Linked DNA regions of Homo sapiens: all the other regions are linked to region 3. Evidence: chromatin contacts called from ENCODE Hi-C or POLR2A ChIA-PET data. All regions are on one chromosome and are shown on one strand. Each heading gives the region's core, a stretch centred on a gene start or an enhancer-like site at or near the end of the contact. The rest is flanking DNA. Distances are from core to core; before and after follow the strand shown. Region 1 has its middle 220 kb from the start of TBX3. Region 2 has its middle 120 kb from the start of TBX3. Region 3 overlaps TBX3 (T-box transcription factor 3).

Region 1 (4,223 bases), core at 87-2,586, 230 kb after region 3:
TGCCATGGTGGTTTGCTGCACCTATCAACCTGTCATCTAGGTTTTAAGCCCCGCATGCATTAGGTATTTGTCCTAATGCTGCATCATGTTTATTACCAAGCATCTTCTTTCGTACAGAGCTTTATTTTTTCGTCCTTGGAGGTTTTCAAATTGAGTGAGCAGCATGTTGCATTTCTGGAACAAATGGCCTTCATTTAGAGTCTTTGCCCATATGGAAAACCATTGTGTCCAAGATTGGAAGTGAAATTATTCATTGGCCTTCAGATTCTTACAGTGAGGTAAGGTCCACCCTCTCAGATCCAGCTGTGCTCGTCTCCGATCCAGTATCGATACCCAGCCTGCTCTCTGAGATCACCATGGGAACAGGGAAGCTTCTCCCAGCATCTGCACTCAATAATTACTCTGGGATCCCCTCCTCCCACCCCATGTAGCCCTTGGACATGCCAAGCTTGTTCTTATTAGGACTTTTGCATCTGCTATTCCCACTGTCTGCGACCCTCTTGCCAATTTCTGCATGGCCAGCTCCTCATCACTTAGGTCTTTCTGCTCCAATGTCACCTTTTCAGAGGCCCTCTCCAACTATCCTCACACGCCACCCAGTCATCATTCTCTGCCCCATTGCCTTATTATTTCATCCATTGCACTTGCCACTCTGAAAGTACCCTACTTATCTGTTTGTGCACATGCCCTGACACGTGTCTACTTCTGTGTACCCACACCTGGCCCCATGTTGAGTGAATGAATGAGAGAATAGCTCACTTAGATCCAGCCTGCTTCACTTCACCCCACCTCGTGAATGCACCTTAAGCGTTTATTCAGGCTGGGATGGGAACAGGACACTAAACCGCGGCTCCAATTATTTGCATTGTGATTTACAACTTATTAGCATTTATTTATGCAGCACCTGTGAGGAGCATGTGGGCCCTGTCATGAGGGCTCAGCACGCACTGTGTTGTTTCATCCTCGTAACAACTTTGTATTATGAGTAAGCTGACTTTCCCCTCTTTCCGTTTTTCTGTTCCTCACATACCAACTCAGTCACTCACAGTTTCAATGGCCTGGCTATTTGCCTTCTCCTGAGCTAAGCCCTCCAGCCTGGACTTCGCCTTTCTGCTTTTACCCTGCCCTAGGACGGCAGGGAGATTTACTGGACCGGTCCACAAAGGCAGCAGAGAGGGGGAATCTTATAGAAATTCAATGTCATTCAGTAAAGCATTTCTTGAAATCTACTACACGAAGGGATGCCGTGATAGAGAAAGCTATGCCTGATCCCTTCTGAAGCCTGTAAAATATTATCTCCCTCCCTCCCTTTGTCCTTCTCTCCCTCCTCTCTGTCTCTCGCTCACCTCTTCCTTCACACCACATCATCGGTGGGAGAAGCAAGATACAGGCAATGGTTGCTCAGCAGGAAGTTCAGGAGACTGCGGGCTCCTCTGGGAACCTCTTGTGCTCCGTGGATCCTGGGAACTGCTCATCCACATGGTTCAAATGAAATGAGGTGTGTGTGAGTGTGAGTGTGTATGTGTGTGACAGTGTGTGAGTGTGAGAAAGTGTGTGAGACTGTGTGTGCATGTGTGTGAGGCTATGTGTGAGTGTATGAAAATGTGTGGAAGAGTGATGAGAATGTGTGAGTGTGAGAATGTGAGTGTGTGAGTGGAGAGCATGAGAATGTGACAGTGTGAGTGTGTGTGTGCATATATGAGTGTGAAAGTGTGTGAGAGTGTGAGGGACTTGTGCATGTGCATGAGGCTGTGTGTATGAAAGTGTGTAGGAGAATGCGAACAAGTGAGAATGTGTGTATGAGAATGTGAGCGTGTGTTTGAGTGTATGGAGACTGTGAGAATGTGACTGTGCAAGTGTGTGCATACGTGTGTGAAAGTGTGTGAGTGTGTGGAAATGTGTGTGCATGCGTGTGTGTGAAAGTGTGAGAGTGCATGGGAATGTGTGAGTGTGTGAGAGTGTGTGTGTACATGTGTGTAAAGCATGTCTGATTGTGTGGGAGTGTGTGTGCATACATGTTTGTGAAAGGGTGTATGTGTGTGGGAACGTGTGACAGTATGAGTGGCTGGAGAGAGAGGGCAAGTGTGTATGAATGTGAGAGTGTGACAGTGTGAGAGTGTGTGCACACTGTGTGGGGGGAATGTGTGAGTGTATGAGAGTGTAAAGGTGTGTGAGGGAGAAAGTGTGTGAAAGTATGAGTGCATGTACATGTAAGTGTGTGAAAGTGTGCGGGGGAACATCAGTGTGTGTTAGAATCGTGTGTGATTGTGAGTGTGACAATGTGTATATGAGTCTGAGAATGTGTACGAGTGTGTATGTGAAAGTGTGTGTGAGAAAGTGTGAATGTATGCATGAGCATGTGTGAGAAACAGTGTATGAGCATGTGTGTTTGCGTGAGAAAGTGTATGTGTGTAAGCGTGTGTGAGAAAGTGTGTATGTGAGTGTGTGTGAATGTGTGCACATGTGTGAGTGTAAAAGTGTGTGTATGTGTGAGGAAGTGTGCGAGAATGTGAGTGTGTGTATAAAAGTGTGTGTGTATGTGTGTGAACATGTGTGAGAGTGTGTGAGAGCATGTGTGTTAGTGTGTGTGAGAAAGTGTGTGTATGTGAGTGTGTGTGTGTGAACATGTGTGGGACACAGGGGATGACTCAAATGCTGAGTCACCTTGGCTGTTGTGCCTGCCCAGCAGGTCACTCAGCTGCATAGTGAGATGGGAGAGAAGTGGGGCCTGTTTTTCACAGTTGGTACTCAGGTGGAAAGCTCCCTGTTTAAAGTGGTCAGGAGGAGGGTGCCCAGCCCACCATGCATCTCATGACTATTCAGAGGGAACAACATACGGAACCAGCTCCCAGGCTCCAGCATTTGTCCATTGTGAATTAAAGATTTCCGCTTCCTCCGATTTTTGACTGGCTAGAATCAGCTAGGCCACCCGCAAGTTGGTTCACTGGTGGGGCAGGAGGATTGGTACAGAATGAAGATTCCCCTCTCCCCCTTCAACTTTCCTGTCAGAAACTTTCTCCTCCCAACAGAAGTCCTTTGGAATATCCTTGTGACACCATGCTTCTTGGAGGCCCCCTCTTTGCTGATGGCTGAAGGCTCAGTCAAAACTTACTTGACTTCCTTTTAACCGCTCCCTAAGCTCTGTCCCTCATACTTATCCCTCAGCTCCCCGTTCTGAGATCTTGTCTCCCTGGTTCTGAGCTCCATCCTAAAGGCTCAAGTGAGAATCTAAGGCATTGAATTTCAGCAAGAATCTCATTTCCTTCTTGCCCCCAGTTGACTATACTCACACTATCTTCTAAATCTTCTCCCAGTGAGAGGAAGTAAGGTAATTTTTACTTTTCATTTAACAGTTGGGGGAAATGGAAGAACACAAAGTTTATGGAACTTCCCCATGGTCCCTTCCATTTGTGAACTTCCAATTCACAAACTCAAAACCCAATTGTCTGACTTTAAAGCCTCTTTGTCCCCCTGTGGCCAATATTTGACTCTCCATATTGCCAAGAAACTAGAGGCAAGACCAGGGGTCACTGAGTACCCAGCTGCTGCACCTACTCACTTCACTCCTTCCCTCACAGAGCCTGCGACTGGGTTGGGGATGAAGCCACCAACTCATTGCCCAAGTGGTATCGCTTCATGTTTGTTTTTCCATCTGTAAAATGGGCTTAATAATAGCAGGGGTGTTGTGGGCCAGATTAATTAATGTTTGGACAAGTTCTTTGAGATTACCTGGATGAAAGGTGTGAGGGGAGTGCCAAGGCTTATTAGTGCAGAGGCATTTGCCAGGACTAATTTAGGATTCCCCATGTTTCCCAGTTAGCAGCCTCCATAGTGATCACTTACTCAGGGAATAGTTAGAGGGCAGGCAATATCCCAACATCAGGCCTGGCTTGTGATGGCAGAGGGTATAGGTTATGGTGGCTTTTCATGAGAATATTGCCTCATCCCTCATTGGTGGTTTGTCCTTCCATGTTGAAGTCTATGGTCCCACTCATGTATGGCCTTTGACTTAAGGATATGAGTGGAAAGAGGACAACAGGATCAATAAGATGGGCTGAGGGCCCACTGAATAGATACACCCCAATACAACTTTTGCCTCTGTATAAGCAGGATAATGACCATAGGTGCCTTAGGTAGCCAAAGAACCTGGAAATCAACAGAAAAAATAAACAGCTACCTATGCATGGAAGGAATGGGTGATGAATACATTTTACACAAGGATA
Region 2 (4,479 bases), core at 760-3,259, 130 kb after region 3:
AGCTGGGATTACAGGTGCCCGCCACCACGCCCAGCTAATTTTTGTATTTTTAGTAAAGACAGGGTTTCACCATGTTGTCCGGGCTGGTCTCGAACTCCTGGCTTCAAGTGATCCACCTGCCTCGGCCTCCCAAAGTATTGGGATTACAGGAGTGAGCCACCATGCCTGGTCGAAATGCTTCTTTTCTTGTCTTTGCCTCTCGGCAATGGCATGGCTCCCTGAGCCACCTTCTCTCCCTCCTGCCCATCCACCATCCCTGCCAGCATGACAGATGAAGTTCTGAGGCCTACAGATGCCTAAAGCAGAAAGTAGCGATATGTGGATGCTCCTCTCCCTCTCTCTTCCTGCAACCTAACTGGACACACAGTGAAGAGACCATGTGTGAGTTCATGGGTAGAGAGAGAAGATAATTCAAACTTTGGGTGTGGGGAAGGTTCTAGAATCTCTCATGATATACTGGAAGGGTAGATTTCCAAACTTTCCTCCCATTTTCTTTCTCTCTTTTTTTCTTTTTCTCTTTTTTTTTCTTTTTTGAGATAGAGTCTCTGTCACCCAGGCAAGAGTGCAGTGGTGTGATCTCAGCTCACTGCAACCTCTGCCTCTCAGGTTCAAGGGATTCTCCCACCTCAGCCTCCTGAGTAGCTGAGACTACAGGCGCACGCCACCATGCCCAGCTAATTTTTGTATTTTCAGTAGAGATGGGGTTTCACTATGTTGGCCAGGCTGGCCTCGAACTCCTGACCTCAAGTGATCTGCCCGTCTCAGCCTCCCAAAGTGCTGGGATTATAGGCATGAGCCACTGCACCTGGTCTTTCCCCCACATTTTCTTTGCAAAAGTGCTGAGGTAGCTAGGCTATGAAAATCAGCCAGCTGTGAGCTGCCCAGCTGACAAAGGGGCCACAGCTGGAGAGGAACAGTGGCTGTTGATTCCAGCTGCAAATGAAAGGGTCAACACCTTGTAGGAAAAAAAAAAAATCCAGACATCAGCTGGTGGAAATGGTCCCAGAGTTCATAATAACAGAAAGGAAGGCAAGGAGATTTTATTGTTTTAATTGGCAGCTGTCTCTGGATTCTTTTTTTAAAAGAGAGTTTGGAGACTGTAACCCGGGCAGGTGTGTGTGTGTGTGCACATGTGTGTGCACGTGTGTGTAAGGGAAGCTGGAAGAAAACTGTGTCTGTGAATATGAGAATGGGAAGACTGGGAGGAGAGACTGCTGTGTGTGTATTAGCCAGGGAGGTAGAGAGGACAGTAGCCATCTCCTGCATATGGGACCCGTGAGAAAGAAAGAGACTAAGAGACTTTGAAAGTGGGAAATGTCTCAGGGAAGAGAAGACAAATCTATTTTTATTCCTTTTTTTTTTTTTTTTTTTTTTTTTGAGACAGAGTCTCACTTTGTCATCCAGGCTGGAGTGCGTGGGGCGAACTCAGATCACTGCAACCTCTGACTCCCGCATTCAAATGATTCTCCTGACTCAGCCTCCTGAGTAGCTGGGATTACAGGTGCATGCCACCACGCTTGGCTAATTTTTGTATTTTTAGTAGAGACGGGGTTTCACCATGTTGGCCAAGCTGGTCTCGAACTCCTGACCTCAGATGATCCGCCCGCCTCGGCCTCCCAAAGTGCTGGGATTATAGGCATGAGCCACCACATCTGGTCTGAGAAGACAAATCTTAATTATGTGTGTATGCATGTGTCTATATGAAAATGGAAAGCCCAGTGCGGTGGCTCATGCTTGTAATCCCAGAACTTTGGGAAGCTGAGGCTAGAAGATTGCTTGAGGCTACGAGTTCAAGACCAGCCTGGGTGAATAGTGTGAACTTTTCTCAAAAAAAAAAAAAAATCAATAAATAAATTTTAAAAAATTGAAAATTGTAGATGAAAGAGTGGGAAAAAACTAAAGTGGAACTGGGAGAGGAAACCACGCATGGTGCAGGAGAGAGCTGGAGACGGACTCAGAGCCAGCTTGGAATGAGCAGTGGCACCAGGAGCTCCCTCCAGCCTGTTCAGAAATAGTTTCCGGGAACTGTGGTGCTTTCCCCGCCCCTGCTCTAGGGCCAGCGGGGAGATGAAGCTGCCCGCATCGCTTGTCTTGGCTGCCTCTCAGCTGACACTGCTGACAGGCTGCTTTGATCTCAGGTTATCAGGGCTAACCCTGTGCCCTGGGCCTGCTCTGCCAGCCCCGCCCACGCTCCCCTCTGCTGAAAGGGCATTCAGTAAGGCCACCAACTGTTGGGAGGGAGGCCCAGTCCGCGTGCCTGGTTGGCCTTGGAGCCTGGGTACTTGATGTAATGAAGGCACCATCTTTTATTCTCAAAACAGTGAAGAACAGGGGCCCAGCTGGGGAAAACAAGCTTTTGAAGTGTAGTCACACGAAATAGTGCCACCAAACATCTATGGAATGTCATATGTTTATGTCCTCATGCTGTCTGGACCTTCACCCCCAAAGGATGAGTAGTGAAAGAAAGAAAACAGGATGGGCAGCCAGGAAGATTTTTTTCTTTCCTTTTTCCCAACTTTTACACTTCTAAAAAAATCTTTTCTTTTTTCCTTTTTGTGGAGAACAGGATCTCGCTATATTGCCCAGGCAGGTCTCAAACTCCTGGGCTCAAGCTATCCTCCCGCCTCTGCCTCCCTAACAGCTGGGATGACAGGCATGAGCCACCATGCCTGGCCTTCTCCGCAACTTTTATTTTGGATTCAGGAGGTACATGTGCAGGTTTGTTACCTGTGTAGATGGCATGATGCTGAGGCTTGAGGTATGAATGATCCCATCACCCAGGTACTGATCATAGTACTCAACAGTTTATTTTTCGTTGTTGTTGTTTTTGAGACAGAGTTTCGCTCTTGTTGCCCAGACTGAAATGCAATGGTACGATCTCGGCTCACCACAACATCCACCTCCTGGGTTCAAGCAATTCTCCTGCCTCAGCCTCCTGAGTAGATGGGATTACAGGCATGTGCCACCATGCCAAGCTAGTTTTGTATTTTTAGTAGAGACGGGGTTTCTCCATGTTGGTCAGGCTGGTCTCGAACTCCTGACCTCAGTTGACTCACCCGCTTCAGCCTCCCAAAGTGCTGGGATTACAGGCGTGAGTCACCGCGCCTGGCCCCAACAGTTAGTTTTTCAAGCCCTGCCCCCGTCTTTTCCTCCGCCCACTGGTAGTCCCCAGTATCTGTTCCTATCTTTATGCTCATAAGTACCCAATGTTTAGCTCCCACCTATAAGTGAGAACAGGGGGTAGTTCCTATTCTGTTCCTGTATTAATTCACTTAGGATAATGGCCTCCAGCTGCATCCATGTTGCTGCAAAGAACATGATTTTATTCATTTCTATGGCTGTGCAGTATTCCATGGTGTATATGTGCCACATTTTCCTTATCCAATTCATCGTTGTTGGGGACTTAGGGTTGATTCCATGCCTTTGCCATTGTGAATAGTGCTGCAATGAACATATAAGTGCAGGTGTCTTTTTGGTAGAATGATTAGTTTTCTTTTGGATATATACTCAGTAGCAGGATTGCTGAGTTGAACGGTAGTTCTGTTTTAAGTTCTTATAAGCCTCGACCTCTCTGGGCCAAGTGATCCTCCCACCTCAGCCGCCAGAGTAGCTGGGACCACAGATGTGCACTTGTGGGGAATTTTTTTCTTTTGTGGAGATGGGGTCTCACTACGTTGCCCAGGATAATCTTGAACTCCTGAGCTCAAGTGATTCTCCCACCTCGGCCTCCCAAAATGCTGGGATTGCTGGTGTGAGCCAATGCATCTGGCCCTGTTTTAAGTTCTTTGAGAAATCTCCAGACAGCTTTCCACAGTGGCTGAACTAAATTTACATTCCCACCAACAGTGCATAAGCGTTCCATTTTCTGGGCAGCCTCACCAGCATTTGTTGTTTTTTGACTTTTTAGTAATAGCCATTCTGACTAGTGTGAGATGGTATCTCATTGTCCTTTTGATTTGCATCTCTCTGATGATTAGTGATGCAGAACATTTTTTTCATGTTTGTTGACTGCTTGTATGTCTTTTTTTTTTTTTTTTCTTTTTGAGATGGAGTTTCGCTCTTGTTGCCCAGGCTGGAGTGCAATGGTGCAATCTTGGCTCCCCTCAACTTCTGCCTCCTGAGTTCAAGCGATTCTCCTGCCTCAGCCTCCCAAGTAGCTGGGATTACAGGCAAGCGCCATCATGCCCGGCTAATTTTGTATTTTTAGTAAAGACAGGGTTTCTCCATGTTGGTCAGGCTGGTCTCGAACTCCTGACCTCAGGTGATCCACCTGCCTCCACCTCCCAAAATGCTAGGATTACAGGTGTGAGCCACTGTGCCTGGCCACTTCTATGTCTTAAAACTTGCTTTCTTCTCTTAAGACCTCTGTTGAGTCATTGGATGTCCTTGGGCAAATCTTACTTCTGTTTGGAACTCAGTTTTCATCTCCCATCTTGTAAAATAAAAGTGCTTTTATAACTCTGGAAACCTCTCTTCAAG
Region 3 (4,648 bases), core at 772-3,271:
TTATGGGGTGCTTCACCGAGTGCCTGGCTTGTGCACGTGTCCCTTGTATGCCAAGTATTTATATTATTCTTGTTTCGTGTACTTTGAACTCCGACATCTGCAACATATACTTCTTGATTATACGCATCTTGATTATAAAACAACCAAATGCATCTACATCCGGAACTGTCTTGCGCATGAACTTCTAAACCCAAATTGGAAGAGACAGCTACAGATGGAGCACGCACAGCTACACGCAAACATACACATATCCTTCTAACACCTGCAGCTCCTGGCCCCAGAATGCAGACACCCAAGAGCTACCCTTAGATAGGAGTCTATACTGGGCTACCTACAGAAGAACCCAGGTCGCCGCTGGCGGCCTCGCAGCTGCACCCCGACAGCCACTTTCTTGGCTGGTTGCCGTGAGGTCACATTGGAAACCAGCGAGGCAGAAAGCGCGCTGTCGTGAAGCGTTGCAAGCCTCTCGTAGCGGCCTGAAGGCGGCTGTCTGTCTGCTGGCTTAGGGGAAAGGTCAGAATCTGGGTTTTCCTTCTTGGATGGAAATTTTTTTAAGGGCCTACACGTCAGGAACTGTCCCCACAAAGAAAGAGTGGGTCCCAGAACAGCGCAGATCTAGAGAGAGGCCCTAATCGCGCGAGCGCGCACACACACACGCCCTCTTGCACACACCCGGCTCCTTCAGGTTGCCGGGACCTCGGGAGGAGGGAGCCGCAAGGTCGTGACCCCTGCCTCTGCCCGAGCGCGCCCTTCGGCCCCTGCAATTAGCGCCGGGAGGTCAGCAGGAACCCGGACGCCTTCACCCGCGGCTCAAAGCACAGCAAAAGGCGACCCCATCCCCTCCCCTCCGCGGGTCTCAGACTCCAGGGCGCAGCCAGGACTGGAGCCGACCTTCCCGACAGGCAGGGGTTGGAGGCCTCTGACCGGCACCCGCATTTGTCACCTTAAATCTACAAGTCACGAAGGTGCTGGGCCCTGCAGGCTGCGGTAGCTGACCCTCGTAGGGACTGCTGCTCCCGCGAGTCATGGCCTTTGTCCTTGTAGACGCGGCCAGGTTAAAAAACAAAAACTTCCAAAGTTGTGGAGTAAAAAAGAGAGCATCCTGGTACTGGCAAGTTGTCCCCAGGGCAGAATTTGAGGTGTGTATGTTGGGGAAGGAGGTATCCTTTCTCTATCGACCCATCGCGAATTCAGGTTATCCCCCGCCAGGCGGGGTCCAGAACAAGGGTCTAGAGATTTCTACAAGCAGCAAGGAACTTGTCCAGAGAATTACGAGCCAGGGTTCCCGCACTGAATTTTCTAACATTCTTTGGAAACCCAGAGGAGGGCAGGGCTGTTTTTCTCATCTGAGGCACAAACGGGAGTGAAAGTGATATCCAGGAAAGAGGGGAAGGCAGCTTCTTCCGAGGCTGAGAATGGGGCTGGGGACGGAGGAGGAGGGGAGTGGGGCTGGGAGTGGTGGGGATGAGAAGGGGCGAAGGCGAAGCGCCCAAGTTCCGGAACCCGGGAGGCGCTGGGGTGCCGAGCCAGCTGCGGCGACCTGGACGCATTCGTAGACGAGACAGATAGGTGGCACTCGAAGCCCAGAAAAAAGGCGAAGGCGCCTGCCCTGAGTGGCCTCTGGGGCGGCCGCAGCCACCATAAAGCCTGCGGCGAGATTGCGACCGGCGCCAGGTGAGTAATAGGCAGCAAAATCCAGAGAGACTGCGAGCCGTTCATCCCCTCCACCCCCCGCCCATCAGCGCTACAGGAGTTACTCATTAACATCACAATATACAAATGAGATACACAGGAGATTAAAAAAAAAAAAAAAAAAAAAAGAGGAACGCCAGTAAGAGAGGCTGGACACAAGTCTGAGCAGGGTCCCCAAATCGGGGGCGGGGGGAGAGAAGGGAGGAGGTAAGCAAATTTGGACTGAGAAAGAAGAGAAAAGCAAAGCATTTCTTCCCTTTTGGAGGCTGAGTTCTTTTTTCCCCAATTCGGGAGAGCGCAACCAGCCAACTACCACCTTCTCAGAGGCGCGGACACCGCGCGTTGTCGCTGGATCCAGAGCTGCCCCCTTCAGGCTGTAGCCGCTGCGCAGAAGGAGCGCGCCCTGGAAATCTCCCAGTCCTCGGGGGAGCCCCAGCCTCAAAGGTCCCCAGGGCCCGTCTCAGCTCAGGCCCTGCCACCCCCGCAGCGCACCCCGCCCCTCCCCCCCCCCGCGACTCCGCACCAACATACTCTGGTTGTCTGTCTTCCCTCCCACCCCCGGAGACATCGCAGAGGAGGCTGTAGGGGTCCCCACGTGCCTGGCCAGAGATGGAAGGGGCTTTGCCCCGCTCTCCAAAAGGTCTCGACCTCGATCCCTTCCAAGTACAGGATGAGGGAAGGGAGGGGGCGTCCTCCTCTCCGGTCATTCAAGAGGCCTGAAGGTGACAGGGACTTGGGGCCGGGCTGGCGGGCTCCAGGGGGTGGCGGGTGGGGGGTGGGGAGGGAGGCAGCCGCCAGGCAGGCTCCAGCTGGGTCTTCACGTCATGGCCCCCAGGGCAAGAAAAGGGCTAAGGACTAACCCTCGAACCTTCCCGTGCCGCCCCCGCCCCCCAACAGACACACACCTCGGAGGCGAGGCTGGGGGTCGGGAGACCAAAAGACTGACAGTGCCTCATCATTTTTTATTGAATGTTTCAAAGATAAATTGAACTTCAAAAGGCAACTCCCCGAACAGCCTGGAGACGGGTTTGAAGGGGAGACTAGGGGAGGATGTCAGCCTCCTGGGTGACTTTTGCCGTGGAGGGGGTGAAATGTGCACCCTGGAATTACCTTTCCCCTTTCGGGGATAATTTCCCTCCTCCCTCGCGTGACACAGCTAAGTTTTCGCGGAGCTGGCCGCGCTTTGCACGCACAACTCGGGATGGATGGGGCCTCGTAGGGGCGCCTTGGGCCAGCCGGGTTCAATTTGAGGCACCAGGGACTGCAGGCTGTGTGGGGGGTTGCCGAGTGGAAAGGCGTTGCGTCTTGTCCACTTCTACAACCTGGAGGGTTGCTGCCTAGCCAAGCCCGCTCGGACTGCTGGGGCATTCTGCTGGCCTTTTCCCCGAGCCAAACACACTGGTGCAAGAAGGTATTTTCGACTTGGATTCGCCAGATTGATGTCAAAACTGAGGGCGAGCTTAAAACGAAAAACATTCGTACTTGCCGAGCTTACTTTTGGTCGGATTCGGGTGGGAAAACCTGACTTAGGGAGCACATCAGTCTTTTTCCATTAAAACTTAAAAGTATCTGAAATTACCCTTCTTTCTGTATTCTCATCAGGCCCCTTTCCGTCTCCCTGCTTTGCTCCCTAATTTAAAGGAAAAGTAATTTCAGATTGAAGTGGCTCCCTTCGCTCAAGTAAGGGACTTTTGTTTTTAGCTTTGTAACTTGAGTGACATCTCATTTTGGTTCGCTGGGGGCGGTCTTAATTATTTAAAGGCGAAGGGAAGGGGGTAAACTCAGAACAAGAAGATACTAAACCCTCCCCTGACTGTCCATCTTCAGGAAAGGTTCCCAAAGAAAAAACATTTAACACAAGGCCCAAAGACATTTCAATAAAAATTTATTGAAATTTCAGTGATGTTTTAAAGAGAGGGGGAAAAATACAGAAAACCAAAGAACTCATCAACAACTATAACACAAAATATACCTTCATGAATTTGTCTTTAAACCATCTCTCAGCACCTGACTTTTGAACTGTGAATATATCTCTATAGGCAGGCACCAATTCAAAACACCGATACTGACAACAGTAGTAAATTCCACTTCGTTTTGAGGAAATCAGAGACTAGCAAATACAAATAACAAAAGAAAAATTAAAAAGTCAAACCGCAGCCTCTGCCCTCCTCCCTCCCCACAGCAATCTCAGTTATATTTTAAGGAATTTGAAGTGGAGCTGGAAAGTGGCACTCCTTCCCCAATTTTGGTGAAAATAGGAAATAGCACTTTCCCCCACTTTTGGACATTAAAAAAGAAAACAAAAATGTTGCAGACAACTCTTTTGAAAGGGTATTGGTGTTGGTGCAGGAAGTGTGTTTTCTAGTGTTAACAGCAATTCTGTGACCTGGAAATAAACCCAACTAAAGGAAAACAAGAACACAAAACCTGACAGTTGCAATTCTATTTACACAGAGCTATGTACAATGTCAATAAATTAAAGTTTAATTTTCCAAGCATTCATATTCCACCTATTTACAAGAGTTATCAAATAATTACATAAATACTTTGTCTAATAGTCTCACTTCTTTATTATTTTTTTAAAACCTTGTTATTGCATATACAGGAAAGAGAAAGAACTGTCAAAGAACGACATGAATCCTGCTACAGAGCTTAGATATAATAAATTCATTTTATGTGTTTTGCCCACTCCTTCCCTTTAAATCCCCCCCTCCCTTGGGTCACTGATTTGAGGGCAAAGGATTGGGAAAAGGGTAGGGGGCTATATTGTTTTCTCTCTAAAAGCAAGCGTTCAAAATAAAAACCACAAATACATTACTGTGGACATGCAAGAAGAGACCTACAGCGGCTCTGAAAACATCACAAGAATATTAAAAAGACACAGATTTTCTTAATATAGACTAAACAAGGATGGTAGGGACTTCCCTCCCCAAACAAAGCTGCTCAGTAATTTATT

Evidence for each region. A loop is a pair of places that touch in the nucleus more often than their neighbours do. ChIA-PET counts read pairs that join two places held with the same protein, here RNA polymerase II (POLR2A). Pooled maps may share reads with other maps.
Region 1: a loop to region 3 is called in a pooled map, with 2.6 times the contacts of the local background. The contact joins two enhancer-like sites. A Hi-C loop is called at or near these places in 1 of 50 pooled maps. POLR2A ChIA-PET finds 5 or more read pairs at or near these places in 3 of 52 experiments (AG04450, BJ and PC-3).
Region 2: POLR2A ChIA-PET joins it to region 3 with 25 read pairs in HepG2. The contact joins two enhancer-like sites. POLR2A ChIA-PET finds 5 or more read pairs at or near these places in 2 of 52 experiments (HepG2 and naive thymus-derived CD4-positive, alpha-beta T cell).

Annotation. Positions count from the first base shown.
Region 1 is chr12:114,902,220-114,906,442 of GRCh38, forward strand. No RefSeq gene overlaps it. Among named protein-coding and RNA genes, the nearest start is that of TBX3, 220 kb to the left of the region's middle. Within about 2 kb of position 1,337, at least 2 of the 41 ENCODE cell types and tissues checked have a DNase peak (open chromatin) inside an H3K27ac peak, as active enhancers do; they include PC-3, where a contact is called at or near this core.
Region 2 is chr12:114,797,667-114,802,145 of GRCh38, forward strand. No RefSeq gene overlaps it. Among named protein-coding and RNA genes, the nearest start is that of TBX3, 120 kb to the left of the region's middle. RefSeq lists enhancers at 1,659-2,159, 2,160-2,660. Within about 2 kb of position 2,010, at least 5 of the 41 ENCODE cell types and tissues checked have a DNase peak (open chromatin) inside an H3K27ac peak, as active enhancers do.
Region 3 is chr12:114,666,695-114,671,342 of GRCh38, forward strand. TBX3 (T-box transcription factor 3) reads right to left here. Exons shown (of 7, transcript NM_005996.4): 7 at 3,561-4,648. Among named protein-coding and RNA genes, the nearest start is that of TBX3-AS1, 13 kb to the right of the region's middle. Within about 2 kb of position 2,022, at least 16 of the 41 ENCODE cell types and tissues checked have a DNase peak (open chromatin) inside an H3K27ac peak, as active enhancers do; they include PC-3, where a contact is called at or near this core.